2 separate regions of the Homo sapiens genome follow, and region 2 is linked to region 1. Evidence: chromatin loops called from intact Hi-C (ENCODE). Cell type or tissue: dorsolateral prefrontal cortex. All regions are shown on one strand. Links, peaks and the distances in the headings refer to the core of each region. The heading gives the core; the rest is flanking DNA.

Evidence for each region. Hi-C counts contacts between places; a loop is a spot of excess contacts. Peaks named below come from ENCODE experiments on the same cell type or tissue, not always from the same donor. Only the 100,000 strongest peaks of a DNase experiment are listed, where the experiment ranks them.
Region 2: it touches region 1 in a loop (3-fold over the local background); 59 of 110 quality-filtered maps call a loop at or near these places.

The regions. Positions count from the first base shown.
Region 1 is chr3:69,667,330-69,675,693 of GRCh38, reverse strand. No RefSeq gene overlaps it. Among named protein-coding and RNA genes, the nearest start is that of MITF, 68 kb to the left of the region's middle. In dorsolateral prefrontal cortex, for the core only: CTCF peaks have their summits at 4,207 and 4,407 (motif pointing right); no DNase peak of the experiment used is centred there.
Region 2 is chr3:69,428,359-69,436,722 of GRCh38, reverse strand. It overlaps a transcript of FRMD4B not described here. Among named protein-coding and RNA genes, the nearest start is that of FRMD4B, 46 kb to the right of the region's middle. In dorsolateral prefrontal cortex, for the core only: no CTCF peak of the experiment used is centred there; no DNase peak of the experiment used is centred there; H3K4me3 peaks cover 652 bases; H3K27ac peaks cover 2,275 bases; H3K27me3 peaks cover 792 bases.

The DNA.
Region 1 (8,364 bases), core at 155-8,154:
TCTAGGGGTGAAAATTGGATCGTCTTAAGTGTCTACACTTTTTGCTTTTTTTTTTTTTTTTCAGACAGAGTCTTGCTCTGTCGCCCAGGCTGGAATGCAGTGGTACAATCCTAGCTCACTGCAAACTCCGCCTCCTGGGTTCAAGAGATTCTCATGCCTCAGCCTCCCGAGTAGCTGGGATTACAGGCGCTTGCCATCATGCCAGGCTAATTTTTGTATTTTTAGTAGAGATGGGGTTTCGCCATGTTAGCCAGATTGGTCTTGAACTCCTGACCTGAGGTGATATGCCTGCCTCGGCCTCCCAAAGTGCTGGGATTACAGGCATGAGCCACCACCCCGGCCCACTTTTTGCCTTTTAAGTTCTGCAGTGTCTGTGTACTAATACCCTATACTAAATCTCCTCTATTAAAATACCTAGTGTGTTTTCTGTTTTCCTTCCTGATATATGATTTCACTCTGAGCCTAGCTCTATCCAAAAAGTAGAAGCACAGCTATTCTTTCTGTTAATGAAGGCAGGAGAAGGTATTGGGTTTGGCTTTGCTATTTAAGAGGGCAACTTCAAAAGACAGAATTGGTAGAAAATGGCAACACTTGTCTGGGGACAAAGCAGCAACCAAGACAAAGTCCCTGCCCCAGTAAAGCTCATTATATAGTGGGAGGACCCAGAAAATAATCAAAGACACAAATACGTCACATGGTTGGGCAGGGCGTATTAGTGTCCTGTGGCTGCTGTAATGAATGACCACAAACTGGGTGGATTACAGCAACAGAAATGTATTCTCTCACAGTTCTGCAGGCAAGAAGTCTGAATTAAGGAGTCATCAGGGCCATGCACCCTCCTTCCTTGCCTTTTCCAGCTTCTGGTGGCTCCAGCTGTTTCTTGGTTTCTGGCCACATAACGCCAATCTCTGCTTCACCTTCACATTGCTTTCTCCTCTTCTCTCTGTGTCTCTGGTAAGGATACTTGTCATGGGACTAAGGGTCCATCTCATTAATCCAAGATGATTTAATTTTGAGATCCTTAGCTTAATCTGCAAAAACTTTTTTTTTCCCAAAAGAAGATTACATCTACAAGTTCCAGGGATTAAGATGCAGACATATCTTTTGGGGGACCACATTCAACCTGCTATCCACAGTAGGGAAGTAGAGTGGTGGGGGCCGGCGTAAGGTGAGCAGTTTTATATAAGGCGGTCAGGTGAAGACTCCGTGAGCACAAGGAACAGCCATGGGGATATGGGAGGAGATTTTCAGACAGAGGGAGGAGCAAGCGCTGAGGGCCTGGTCTTCTTCCACTCTCCTGCTCTCCCACTGCATCTTAAATTCAACATCTGTTTCTGCCTCATGGCTTTTTGCACTTTCCTTTTGCTGTTTCCTCTGCGTGGAACTCTTTTGCATGCGTCTTACAAAAGTGGTCCCTTCTTAGCACCCAGATCACTGTTTAAAGGTGGTGCAGGCCTATAATCCCAGCTCCTTGGGAGGCTAAGGCAGGAGCATCACTTGAGGTCAGGAGTTCAAGGCTAGCCTGAGCAACATAATGAGATCCTGTCTCAAAAAACAAACAAACAAACAAAAAAACAGGAAAAGAAAAGATCTCCTCCTTCAGGAATCCATCTGTGGCCACTCTTTACGAAATATGCCCACCCCAATGTAGCAGAAACCTATCATGCCCTGCTTCCCACCCCCTAAGCCCACGTCTGACTTCAGCCGAAGCTGAAGTGGACCTTTTGTGCCCTCAACCTTGCTTTGTGCTTGCAGCATCCTGCCCCAAGCTTGCACCTCCTCCTCCTTCTTTCTGTGTCAGTGCTGTCTCCCTGACTGTGTGTGGACCTCTCATCCTGCTAGGAGTTAATGGCCCTGGGGTCTGGATGGGTTGATAAATGCCCCATGTTTCTCGAGGGGACAATCTGGCAAGTATTTGACATATTCCTTTCTCCTCTCTCAAGATTGTGAGTGCTGTGAGGGCAGGAACTCTCTTACTTCACATATCTAGTTGCCATCTGTTGAGTATTCCCACGTGCTTGGTTATTTCAGTGACTCTTTTAATAATGTGGAATTTAAAATCCACATTTCATAGATGAAGAATTGGAGTCTTCTCCAAAACCATATCTCAAGATCATCCCTAGTAAATGAAACTTAAAATCAGGTGTTTTGGATTTCCAAGTCAATGCCTTTTTCACTCCTTAATACTTGCTTTCCCTGAGTAATGAAACAGAATTTTCAACATTAGCCATCAAATAAAACTTGATAAATTTAGTAGGGGCTGGATTTCTCTTATGAAACCATTTTTCCTAAATAGAGAATGAGGGCCAGGCATGGTGGCTCATGACTGTAATCCCAGCACTTTGGGAGGCCAAGGCGGGCAGATCGCTTTTGAGCTCATGAGTTCAAGGCTATCCTGGGCAACATGGTGAAACCCTGTCTCTACAAAAAACACAAAAATTAGCTGGGTGTAGTGGTTCACACCTGTAGTCCCAGCTACTTGGGGGGCTGAGGCAGGAGGATTGCTTGAGCCCAGGAGGTGGAGGGTGCAGTGAGCTGAGATTGTGCCACTGCACTCTAGCCCGGGCAACAGAATGAGACCTTGTGTTAAAAAATAAAATAAATAAATAATAAAAAATAAAAAAATAGTGAATGGGAATGAATGTTTATCAAGCATCTACCTTAACATTATCTAATTTCCTCACTAAGTACATAATAGAAGATGTACTCTCTAAACCCTTATATTTACCTGAAAGCCTTTGATTTCACACAGAAGCATTTTCTTCTGCTTTTGATAATCGAAGATTGTTGGTAAAAATCTGAACTCATCGAAGGTCACACAGCTCAGTTCCCTTCAGGAAAATCAGGCCCAGTGAGGATAATACCAATAACATCATCAGACCAATTGAAGGAATTACACTGCAGTGGGTCACAAGGGTGCTGCTAGTCATTAAGTGATTCCCAATAAGTTCATTCACAGCAAGTCCAAATTACACTTACTGTGGCTCTTAAGTTTAGTAATAGTTTTGACCTCTGCTCTGATACCCTCATCTAAACTAATATTTACAGGTATCAGGCACACTGCCTGTGATTTTTTACCCACTTTAAATTATCCTCACAACAACCCCTGTGAATTCTATGCCATTAGTATCATCATTTAATAGCAGAATCACAGAAAGTCTGAACTTTTTGGGAGCATGGAGAGAAGTTATAGGCCACTTTAGAAATCTGATGAAAGCTTAGGGATGCCTTAGGAACAAAAATGTGTATAACCACATGATACAAACTCATACACAACCCATATACTTTCAAGGGGGTGTTCATGAACTTCCTAAGTCCACACATGAGGTTATATATGAACTTGAAGTTAAATCTTGAGTACAAAACTCAGGGTCACCACCATCAGTAGCTTGCATGGGGTCACCTAACTGATAAGGAGCTAGGTATGTTGGAACTCACATCTGTTTAAGTAGACTCCATCGAACACCCTATGGCATCCCAAGCGGTGACAGTCAATTGAAACCCACACACACTTAAATTAAAATAGAAAGCAAGCTCTTGTAAAGACTGCAGGATGCTAACTTTAAGGAAGATCATCACAGCTGTTAGTAAAACCCCATTAACCCTGGGGAAAGTGCATTTGCTTTCCAACTCAGGGAAGATCTGAAATCGGGAAAAGTCCAGTCCAGAATATTCACGCCAACCCGTTTGGCTGGGGCTTATCCCATAGAAGGGCAGCCAGCATGGCCATCAGGTACAATTCCCGGCTTTGCCTCCCCATCTGTGGACCCATCATCACAGGAACAGTCAACTCCCTTTGCTGTTGTGCTGTGACCCATCATCACAGGAACAGTCAGCTCCCTTCACAGTTCTCTGTGGCCTGAACACCAGCCAAGTCCTGTGCTGCTGCCGACCATGTCTGCAGTAGATGCAGACTAGGACACACTAAAGGCTATGGTCAGCATCAGGCTCTGGGTTAGTGCTGAGCAAAGGCAAGTCTCATATTTTAGACTTGTCAGTTCTTATTAGCTCCACATGGAGTGAAGGGAGAGTGCTGTGATGGGCACTTGACCAAGCAAATTAAGCTAATTTAGCCCTAATCTAGTAAACTGCAGAGAGGGTAGAGCTCCAGGCTCTTTAATTTGCTGCTTTATTCCCATGCAGACGATTAAACGATAACGATGATCTTTTTTAATGAGGATTTTTTAAAAATCTGGAATTGGAATTTTTTCAGCACAATAGAGAAACCGTTCATTCAGTTGTTCTAATACCTTGAAATTTTACTTATAATACATTAATTTTCAAACATAATTTGAATCTGAATCCCAGATTTTACATGAATTTGAATAACAGAGGAATTTGGAACACCTAAATTATATTTTTGACAAGAAATGAGTCCAGGGTTGCATTTTGGGAATATACCAGCAGATGGCAATGTCTGACAAAGAGTTTTGCTAGTTTCTACCTTCCTTCCCCTCATCCATCTTCCCAAAAGTTGTTTTCAAAAGCCATAGCAAATATATGCAAAAATATAGGCACTCTTCACTTCTTATAAGTGCACACTGCAGCTGACACTAATTGTTTCAGTCCTTTGGAAAAGCAAAATTAAATGATTATTTTGAATTGCTTTTCTAAAAATCCCAGTGGGTTTATTTCAATAAATCAATCATAATTATAGATTAAGGTAATAGAAATGAATTTGCATCACTAAAAATCATTAAAAAAAATGACCGGGTGTGGTGGCTCACACTTGTAATCTAAGCACTTCGGTAGGCCAAAGCAGGCAGATTGCTTAAGGCCAATAGTTCGAGACCAGTGGGCACCATAGGGAGACCCTATCTCTTAAAAAAAAAAAATTATGGATGGAACGGTGGTGATTCATCACTTCTTTTTGCCTCATGAATTTCCAATATCATTAGATTTTGCTTTTATTCATGTGTGCCAGGCACTAAATTACAATCTATTTGCCTGGTATCTTCCTTTCCTGATAACCGAGTACTGATCAACGAAAAAAATATTCAAGTGGTTAGAAGAAGAAATTTAGAGTTTACCAGTTCTGGCTAGAACCCCAGTTTTACTTATCCTGAATATAAAACTATTCCTACTTATTTTTCATACCACCTTCTGTTTATATGTCTGTCTATTTTAAATTATGTCTCATGAACTGTGCTTTTATACATAATATATACATATATTTACATATATATTACAAAATAACACTATTTTATTTAACAAATATCTCAGGTCCTGTGCTAGGAATTGAGGATCCAGTGGAAAGGAAGCCAAGTCCTTGCCTCTATGAAGCTTGCATTCTGGCAAGGACAGGCACACAAGAAACATATATACAAATAGTACAAGTTTCAGAAGTGATCATTGTTATAAAGAAAATAAAGAAGGGTAATGAATTGCACAGGCAAATGGAGGTGGTCTGGCTGAGCCTTTTAGAGTTGTTGACTTCTGAGGTGAATCCTGAATGATAATGCGAAAGAGAAATGGCCAGATGTGGTGTAATCCCAGCACTTTGGGAGGTGAAGGCAGGCAGATTGCTTGAGCCTAGGAGTTCGAGACCAGCCTGGGCAACAGGGCAAAACCCAGACTCTACCAAAAATTAGCTGGACATGGTGGCGCATGCCTGTGGTCCCAGCTACTTGGGAGGATCACTTGACCCAGGGAGGTCAAGGGTACAGTGAGCCATGATCTAGCAATTGCACTCCAGCCTGGACGACAGAGCAAGAACTTGTTTCAAAAAAAAAAAAAAAGAATGAGAAATTGGTGATATGATCTGGGAGAAGAACATTCTAGGCTGAGGAACAGCAAATGCAAAGGCACCAAGGCAGGAAGGAACTGGGGATAATTAGGCAAGTTAAGGGGTTCTCTGTGGCCCACCCTATTGAGTGGGTGACAGTGACAGGAGATGGGGTTAGAGAGAGGGGCAGAGGCCAGATCATGTAGGGCCTAGAGGCCAAAATTGAGGAATCTGAACCAACTACAAGTGCATGGGGAGACATTGAAGATTTAAAGCAGAGGACAGAGGAGTGACAGTGTTCAAATTACTCTTTTACAAGATTTCTTCATGGAGTATGATTATTCCCATTTTATAGTTAAAGAAACTGAGATTTACAATAATTAAACAATTTGCCAGAGATCACTCAGCTTGGAAGGGGTGAACTAACATAGGCCAAAAGCTTCATTCATGTGTGCAACAACCATTTAGTAAAAGCCTACTTTGAGATCCACACTAGTAGCTATGAAGAATACACAGAGATGTTATCCTTACCTTTTAGTTTTAAAATCTAGTCAAAGAGATACGATAGATTCAGAAAGAGGGCACGTTTAAAAAAAAACAAAACTAGAATGTATCTGTTGATACAAATGACTAAAGAAATAACTGGATTAACTGGAATGCAACCATTAGCTCTGCCAAAGAAAACAATGTCCCATTCAGGATTTTAGAAAATGTACAGTGACAGACACGCCTCACAGTGACTCCCAATGCTCCATACCTTATATAATTTCCTCTCCTTTAGCAAATCCAGGATGTGTGACTTGTTTCTAACCAATAAATATGGCAACAGTAATGAGATGTCAACTTTGTGATAATGTTTTATTACATAAGAATCTGTCCTAGTAAAATGGGGAGAGCTTGTCCTTTGAAGAAGGACACTGCCATAATTTTTACAGCTGAGTAATAATGAGTACTGCCAACAACCTTCACAGCTTGGAAGCCATTTCTTTCCCACTTGAGCCTCTGATGACACCTCAGCCCCAGCCAACCCCTCCATTGCTTAACTCCAAACCAGTTAAGCCATGCTCAGATTATGACACACAGAAACTGAGATAATAAAGCATGGTGGGTTTTTTTGTTTGTGGGCACTGGAGTGCCGTGGTGCAATCTCCACTCACTGCAACCTCCGCCCCCTGGGTTCAAGCAATTCTCCTACCTCAGCCTCCCAGGTAGCTGGGATTACAGGCATCTGCTACCACACCCAGCTAATTTTTGTATTTTTATTAGAGATGGGGGTTTCCATGTTGGCCAGGATGGTCTCAAACTCCTGACCTCATGATCAGCCCATCTCGGCCTCCCAAAGTGCTGGGATTACAGGCATGAACCACTGCCCCCAGACAAAGCATGTTGTTTTAAGTGGCTAAATTGGTAATTTGTTATACAGCATAGAAAACTAACGCATGTAACAATTTTCAGAAAACGCCTTGGGGCTCTTGCAGTTTCACCTCACCCTCATCTGTACCTCTTGCTACTTGACTATGAACCCATGTTGCACAATCCTCAGGTAGGAAGGCCCAGAGGCCACAAGACAAATAGAAAATTCATTATATTCTGAAGAAGAAACCATTGGGAAAGATATTCCAGAAACAATTATAGAAACAAGTGAACCAAAAACTTTTTTGCCTGAGTCTGAGATTACCAGGAATTTGAATAACATGAGCCCTCCATTAACAAAGCATTGTACTACTGAAATTGTTGTTCAAAGTATCAAGTAGTGTTCCCCAAAGTATATTGGGTAGAACACAAGTCCCTAGTGTGCTGAGAAAAGAAAAGATGGGACAACTTCATAATATGCCCTTTGCTGGAAGTTGTCAATGCAGACTTGCATGTTAAAGGCCTGCACAAAATATACCCCATTATAACCCGTTTAATCAAGAATTTCCGAAATGTAACCTGGAAGCCCCTCTTCGTTTTTCAGTTATTGCCTGTATTGACAGGCAGAACCAGTGTTCCTTAGAACATATCTTGGGAAATGCTAGTGAAAGGCACAGATGAGAAGTTAAGGTCACTGGAGTGAGAGGAGTTTCATAATCTTTAGTTAGAAAGTAAACATCTCCATGAACTGGTTAAAATAAATAATTTAAAATGTACTGAAATTATTCTTTATTACTTCATCAAACGGTTAAAGAATTGAACATTAGGTTACTCAGTGTTATGATAATAAGTTGGTTCCAAGTAAGGTAGATTCAACTCTACAGAGAATGACTTCTAGGATTATTTTTGAAACACTTACATAGGATTAACTTTGTGCCAAGCATTATTCTAGGTACTTTACAAACATTAAAACCTCTAAGGTGCATACTATTATTTGCCCCATCTTACAGATTTAAAAAAACAAAATAAAAATACAACAAACAACTGAGGTACATATGTAATTTTTCCATCGTTATGTAGCTGGAAAGTGGCAGAACTAGGATTTAAACCTGTGCAGTGCAGGCATAAAATCCAGTCCTACAACTCCTTTATGAGGCATCCCCTGCTGGGCTGCTGTCTACTACAGAATCATTAAGATGATGCTGTATCAGTAGAAGTGCCAACTTCCAGTAAATGAGAAAAACTAAAGTAAAAAAAAATCAGAATGAAACCTTGTACTATTCTAT
Region 2 (8,364 bases), core at 131-8,130, 240 kb after region 1:
TTGTTTATCCATTAATCTGCTGATGGACATTTGGATTGTTTCCACCTTTGGTAATTGTGGATAATGTTTCTATGAACACTGGTGTACAAATATCTGTTCAAGGCCCTCCTTTCAATTCTTTTGGGTATCTGCCCAGAGATGGAATTGCTGGATCATATGGTAATTCTATATTTAACCTTTTGAGAGACTACTAAACAGCTTTTCATAGTGGCTGCACCATTTTACAATCCCATCATCAATGCACTAGAGTTCCAGTTTTTCCACATTCTCACCAACACTTCTTATTTTCCTTTCATTCCCCAAATATCCGTCCTAGTAGGTGTGAAATGGTATCTCATTGTGGTTTATCCTACAGTTTTTTTATTATCAGTGTTAAGAAAGCATTGTATATATTTCCGTCTGATTGATTGATCCGTAACACCTACGTTTTTTAGTATTTCAGCATTTCCCAAAGTGTGCTCCACAGAATATTGATTGCATTATTAGAGGTTTTATTATTAGATATTTATCATTAGAGATTGCATATATTAGAGGTTTCTATGGGATAAGAATAGTGAGGGAGGGGAACTCTCTGGTGAAGTAAGCTGAGAAAGGAAGCAAACTCCAGTAGAGTCATTTCCAGTGCATACATAACTTCTGCAAATTCAACAAGTGAGTAGGAGGTGGTAACTGAATCTCCTGTCCTTTGATTGGTCTCAGTTTTCTCAAGTCTCTTATGCTGAGAGTGATTCTGTTATCTAAAGATATGCACCTTTTTATACAAATGGCCCATAAATAGAGCCTTTTATGTAGTGCTTGAAGAAAATTTTATCTGTTGCAACTTTGAAGGAAAAACTGGCTATATTCATGATGATGTAGTTGCTGGGCTCTATGTTGGCACTTTCCCTAAGGGATTTTCCAGTGTTCATTTTGACTATACACAGTTTTCACTTTGAACTGACTTTAGAAACTACCTCCCACGTAAGATGCAATTTTACTATATATCTTCCCCTTGAAGATTGGAAAGACCTTGAAAAGCCCTACTGTAAAGAAACCTGATTAACACAGTTTAAACCAGGAGTTGGCAAACTTTCTCTGTAAAGGGCCAGCAAACTTTCTCTGTAAAGGGCCAGATAGAGTATATTTTCAGCCCTGTGGACCAGAGAGTTTCTGTTACAACTATTCAACTCTGCAGTTGTAGCTCGCTAACAGCCATAGACAATCAATACATAAATGAATAGACATGGCTGTGTGCCAATAAAACTTTATTTAGAAAAATATGCAGCATGCTATATTTAACTGGCAAGCATAGTCTTGTGATGCTTGGTTTACACCATAATGACCAAGGTTTATTAAATGGCCTTCCTCTCCTTTTTTTTTTTTTAACCTAAAACCTATAGTAAACCCTTAGATTCCTGAACTTGAATTCAAATATTAGAGGGCTTCAGCTCTTCATGAATGACACTGAAGGTTGATGATAGGTTGTTACTTTTCAGGTGTCTGGATTTTCATCTCTGCGGTACCAGAACTAGTCACTTGGTGAGTGTTATGGGCTGAATTATGGCCAGCCCTTAGATTGATATAGTGAAGTCCTAATTCATAGTACCTCAGAATGTGACTGTGCATGTGGATAGGGTCTCTAAAGAGGTGATTAAGTTAAAATTAGGCCTTGAGGATGGGCCCTAATACAATGTGACTGGTGTCTTTATAAGAAGAAATATGGGCACAAAAAGTGGTACCAGGGGTGTTTGGGTACAGAGGAAAGACCATGTAAAGAGGTGGCCATCTGCAAGCCAAGGAGAGAGGCCCCAGAGGATACCAGCTCTGTTGACACCTTGATCTTGGACTTTAAGCCTTCAGAAATGTGAGAACATACATTTTGTTCTGTAAGCCATGCAGTCTTTGGTATTTTGTTACGGCAGCCCTAGCAAACTAATATAGTGCGTGATTGTAACTCATCTACCCCAACTCATTGAGATCTTAACATTTCTTTGCTCATTCCCAGATACCCAATATCACAAGTATCTTGTACCAAATTTTATAGGTGGAGTCAAGTGCTTTAATTATATTTGCATATTTGGTGTGTTCGTAGATCTTAAAACATATCCCTCCTGCATGTTAATAGTTGTAGAATAGATTCCCATGATGCTCTAATCTCAGTTTTCCTTTGTTTCTCTCTTTAGTTTCCTTCCAAATACTGTCCACTTTGTTTCTATTCCTGGGTTCTGGGGTTTTCAAGTAGATGCATATTTCTTTGGTTTATAGTGCTGCTTGTTGCCGGCAGGAATGGAATCTGAGAACTAACCAGTTGTGTGTAACCTCAGACAAGGTATCTATTTCCCTGACTTGGTTTCCTTGTATTCCTAGTATAATAGCATCCATATTATCTTTGGAGTTTCTAGAAGCATTAGCAGAATACAAGTGATGTGCCTGGCATAGCATATGGCTTATGTTGGACACTTAACAAATAGTAGCTATTGAAGGCAACCAGAAGATATCTGTTTATTTCTCTTTTTTCTGCCTTTGTGATCCAAGTTGACAGCAGCTGTGTAGTCTTTGTTAACACCCACTAAAGAAGCAAGGGATTTAACTAGTTCTTTGCACGTGACATTAGACACTGCTTGGTATATCATTGTTTACAGGGCTTAATCCCTCAAGGAGCTTTTGTCGCCGGGCAGACACAAGAAAGATGTGGAGAGATGACGTGATAAGGCAGAAAATGTACTGAGTCATTCCAGTGCCAGCTCTGCCCTGTGTAACATTTTACAAGTTGCTTTCTCTCTCTCTTTCTGTACCTCATTTATCTTATTTGTAAAGTGGGGGCTTAGACTAAAACACATCTCTAGTGTATCCTCTTTTTGCCTAATGTTTCACTGAGAGATCATGAGGACCAAGAGGATAACTGGGTGTGAGAATCCTTCATACTGATCTTAGTACTACCCAAACCATAACTATCCATGCCCAACATGTTTTCCTCCTAAAGGGGTACTAAAAATTATTGCCTGTAGGAAACTCTCAACCTTTTCTCCTTTCTGTGCTCTCATTTGAGTTAAGCTCCTTGAATATGGAGTTCCTGCTAGAAAAATGACTTTGTTCCATGGCATCAGGAAGGAGAGAGAGGGCAAAGGTGTTTGTGAGGAAATCCCCTTGACTTCCTGCTTCTTGTGCCATCTTGCACCTAGATGCCTTGCACATCCAGGGGGAGTGGAGGGGCAGGTGGTGTGGGGAGGTGCCAAGCGGATGGTGCCACAGAGAGTTTCACTTACCACATGGCAGAACAAGGGATACCACATCTGCCACTTCTGCCTCCCTCCTTGTCCTGTTTTTACACTTGGGTGTGTGTGAAACAGTGTGACCTCACAAGTGACAAAGGAGAAGCATGCTTATTGACTGAAGTGGAGCTTCTGGGGGAAAAGCTGTTTTCTTTTCTGTAGTAGGGAGAATGAGAAATACATATAAATGAGGATATCTTATGGCGTGATATGCACGCTAGATTTCATCAGTATTCATGACGTGTTTCATTCTCGCCACACTGACATCTGTTAAAAAAAGATTCAGGAATGCCATTCTGGTTTCAGTAACTCTGAAACATGGCTTCGGAGGGGATGTATTACTGAGTTCTCTCTCCCACTTTGACAGCCCTGATTTTGCAACTGAGTGTAGATAACTTTGAGCACTTCAGAATCTCCTCCTACAGAGACAGTAGAAGTCTAAAACGGTGTATTCAGTGACATGCATCCTGTAAGAAGCCAAATTGGTATGAACTCTTTAGTTGTTAAGGAGACTAGCCTCAATTTCATCTGTATTTCGAGAGAACTCTATTCTAAATCTCATGGAATTAGGTGAATTTCTAAAACTGTGATTAAACTGTAGTCAGCCAGGGGAAAATTAGAAATAAATTAGAAGTGTCACTGACTTGAGATTTATAGTTTCTCCTCCTGTGCCTACAGAAATTAAGGAGCTTCTCTCTTCTGTATTACAGGCTTTGATGAGAAATCCAGAAGAAAGAGTGTATGAAAGAAAAAGATGACATCTATGCATAGCAAACAAAATCTGAAGATTATTACAGTAAAAACAAAAGAAAGGCAAGAGAATACTTACTAGTTAAAGGTAAGTTGACGTTTCTGTAAATGCTGAACTCTTTGATATGTTAGATAGAATAGAAAAGTGAGTTTATGTGTGTTTGCATGTGAGTACACATTGACTTGTCAAGCGGGGCTTGGACAGGATGTTATATGATATATGATATGGCATATTAACAAAATATTTACATTACTAGCAAATGATGAAGAAAATTAATAAATTAAGTTACTCCCCTACTTTCAAATGAAAGTCAAACACCCCAAAGTTGAATGATATGCTTACATTTTATAGGTCTTTTCCCACAGAGCAAAATAAACAAAAAAAAGTACTAATTGTGCTGTGCCTTAGACATATTTCCTATATTTCCAATATTTATACACGCATTTATAAAAGTATTTTCTTTTTATTTGCAGTTGAACAGCTTCACCAGCTTAAGTCCAGGGGACAACTGAGCAAAGCAAACAATTGATTCTTTTTATAAGTGCAATGATTTTCATCTTTAGCTTAATTGGAGTAAGGGAGAGCTTTGTATCCTTAGTATCAGTACTGGCGTTTTATTTTCCATTTTCCACTGCTTTTTTATAATATAATAAGAGGGGGATGGAATATTTGAACAGTTGCATAAGCATTGTCATAATGATAGCAATGCTATAGAAACCAAACTGCCAGGCATGTAGGCAACACAACCAGATGAGATCTCAAAATGTTTCTTCATGAGATGCTCTCAGAAGTTCATATCTGACAGGCAAAAACGGTTTGAAGGACATTGATGTAAAATATGCACAACTATGAACTGCACGTGAGTAAAATGTGCAACAGTTAGGAACAGCATTTTATGTCTCAAAATGCTTCCTTTGATGAAATCAATGGTAAGATTGCAAATCCACATGCTGGCGCCTGCTGGAGAGATGTAGCAGTCAAGGACGTCGACTCTGGAGATCTTGCCCTACCACCTACCACTTGCATAATTGTGGTCAAAATGATTAATCTCCCTTTGCCTCAGTTTCCTCATCTGTAAAATGCGGGTGATATTAAAACCTACCTTATAGAGTTGCTCAGTAGATGAAATGAGTCAATATAGGCAAAGCACTTGAAAGAATGCTGAGCCCATAAAAAGTGCTCAGTAATTATTGGTTGATTTTATCATTGAGTAAAGTGTACTTCAGGGATGGAAATTTCAGTTGTTTGTTTTAAAGGGGCAAAGATGTGGAAGAGCATAACAGATGTTGGGCAAGTGGAAGATATCAGTTCTTTAACTCTGGGCATATTTGTACTGTTCAAGCAGCTGTCACAGGACTGATGGGTGCCAGGCACAGATAGAAAAAAGCTACAGGGGCTCAGTGTACTTCTCAAACAAACTCTTATTGATTGTCTCCTTGATTCAAGCACCTTAAGAAGCATTGGAGAATACAGACTTAAATGATGCAGTACTTTTCTTAAGTTACAAATAAGACCATCTTAAACTCTTTGCTGTAATCTGTAAGGCTAGACTTGACCTGGTCCCAGACATTGTCTCTAGCCTCACCTCCTTAGCTCCCTGTCCTCATTCTTGCCTTCTTTGATTCCCTCTAAAACACAAGCAGCGATTTTCCACTTGGATTTTTTGCACCCACTGCACAATGCAGCCTGGCTCTTTCCCTCCCTTGTTCCTGTATCTTTTTCCTTTAAGTCTTAGACCGGGGCTTCTCTGGCTTCTCTACTAAAGGAGCCCCCTCTGAGAAGTGAGCTTCCAAAAATATTGTCCCTACTGTCATTCTCATCAACAATGGATATGAGAGCCTATTTTTCCATATCCCTGCAACAAGGAGTATTCCAAAGTTGTTTCATCCTTGCCAGTCTGATAGGTGCTGAACTTGATTATTTGAAGTAGGTTTAAGAGAGGATGCACAGATACGCAATGAGGGCAGAAGTCAGTCATTCATTAACTCACCTTTAGAGCCTTCCCTGTTTTCTTTATAGCACTCGTTACTACCATGAATTAATTTGTCTCTTCAGTTACTTTTCACCTGCCTTCTCTCCTGGTGTATAAGTTCCCTGAGGCCTGGGACAGCATTTGCCCTCTTCACAGTAATATTCTGGGATCCTGGTCCAGCAATTGCCATATACGAGGTACTCAGTAAACATTTTGAGAGTGAAAGAATGAATGAGAAAGACAGGATCTTGTAACTGAAATAGACAGACAACATCTTTACAACAGTGCTAGAGGCTCAGAAATAGAAGGGAGTCTTACAAAAAGTTAGACCCAGGTAGGCAGGAGCAATATTGAAACTATTAACAGCCTCTCAGCACAAATAAGGATCAGCCTAAATAGGCCTTGCCCATAGTGCTGGGCAGGGTCTGAAAGGGCCTCTTGTGGCAGTACGTTTTACCCTTGAGGTGCTGGATTGTGGGGAGGTGGCTGGGATTCAAGAATGGGGCTCAGGGACTGGTCAGTTGCCAACCACTATGGTGGAATTGTCAATATCTTAACTAAGCATAGCTGTATGTGTGCATTCCTACTCAATATCAGTCCTGATTATAGTACCAAGCAGAACTCTTTCTAGTCCCGTTTGTACTAGAATACCATTCTCTGCCTTGGATCAATAAGAAGAGTCATCCAGGCCCGGGCATGGTGGCTCATGCCTGTAATCCCAGCACTTTGGGAGGCTGAGGTGGGTGGATCACTTGAGGTCAGGAGTTTGAGACCAGCATGGTCAACATGATGAAACCCTGTCTCCACAAAAAAATACAAAAATTAGCCAGACGTGGTGGTGCATGCCTATAATCCCAGCTACTTGGGAGGCTGAGGCAGGAGAATCACTTCAATTCAGGAGGCAGAAGTTGCAGTGAGCAGAGATCATGCCACTGCACACCAGTCTGGGCAGCAGAGTAAGTGAGACTCCGCCTCAAAAAAAAAAAAAAAAAAAAAAAGAAGAGGTCTCCAAATAGAGACCAGAGGAGGATTCTGATGCCCTCAAATTTCACCCAAGCACCCTTCTGCCCGCGTTGCATACCAGCAAGTCCTCCCTTATACCTGTTTTATTTCATGTGTGTGGATTTTGTACTGATATGTCATAGTTGTGCACGTTTTAGGGATACATATGTTATTTTGATACATGTATACAATGAGTAATGATCAAATCAGGGTAATTGGGATGTCTATCACCTTGAATATTTATCTTTTCTTTGTGTCGGGATATCTATTTTAAATAACCATGCTCGTCACCTATGAGACTGGCAAGGACAAAAAAATATTTTAAATACTCGTCATTGGAAGGATATGGACAAAAAGGCTCTCATATACTGTTGATGAGAATGCCAGTAGGGGCAATATTTTTAGAAGTTAACTTGGCAATACTTATCAAAATTCTAAATGCACATTCTTATTGACCAGGTAACATAACTTTTAGGGATTTATCTTCCAGATAAACTGGCACAAATACAAAATGATATATGCACAAGTGTGTTCACTTTAGCATTGTTATAATAGCAAAATTATGGGTGCAATTTGTATGGTTGTTGATAGGAGAGAAGTGGATAAATGATGGTACTTCCATCTAATAGAACACTCTGACCTTTAAAAAGTGTCAGGGTAGATCTCTCAAAGGTATTAAGTAACAGAGGGAAAAAAGCTGCCAAAATGGTGTGTATTATGAAATCCTGACACATGCTACAACATGGATGACCTTTGAGGGCATTATGCTATATGAAATAAGCCAGTCGCAAAAGGATGAATACAGTGTGATCTTACTTGTATGAGCTACCTAGTGTAGTCACATTCATAGAGATGGAAAGCAGAGTGGTGGTTGCCAAGAGCTGTAGGGAAGAGGGAATGGGGAGTTACATTTTAGTGGGCACAGAGTTTCAGTTTGAGATAATGAAAATGTTCTAGAGAAGGATGAGAGTGATGGTTGCACAACAATGTGAATGTACTTAATACCACTGAACTGTACACTTAAAAATGGTTTAAATGATGAATTTTTGTTTTATCTACTTTACCACAGTGTTTTTTAATGTTAAGAAGAGGAAAACTTTCCTGGTTTTTCCAAAGAAAAAGTGTTAATAGTTTAAAATACCACCATAATACATTTTAGTGACAATCAGTTAAAATTTCTTAGTAGTCTCAGGATCTAAAACAAAAGTACAATATTTTTAAAAGAAAAAAAATCTATTTTCCTTTTAAATGATGCCTCATGCACCTAACTTTAGTGGTGCAAATTAAGAAGCAACAAATTACCAGCCAACTGCCAAATCATAGTACCTCCTAGTTCTGCTGGGGATTAAAAGAGTTAACACTTGTTGTTTTAGGAACTTTACAAGTGT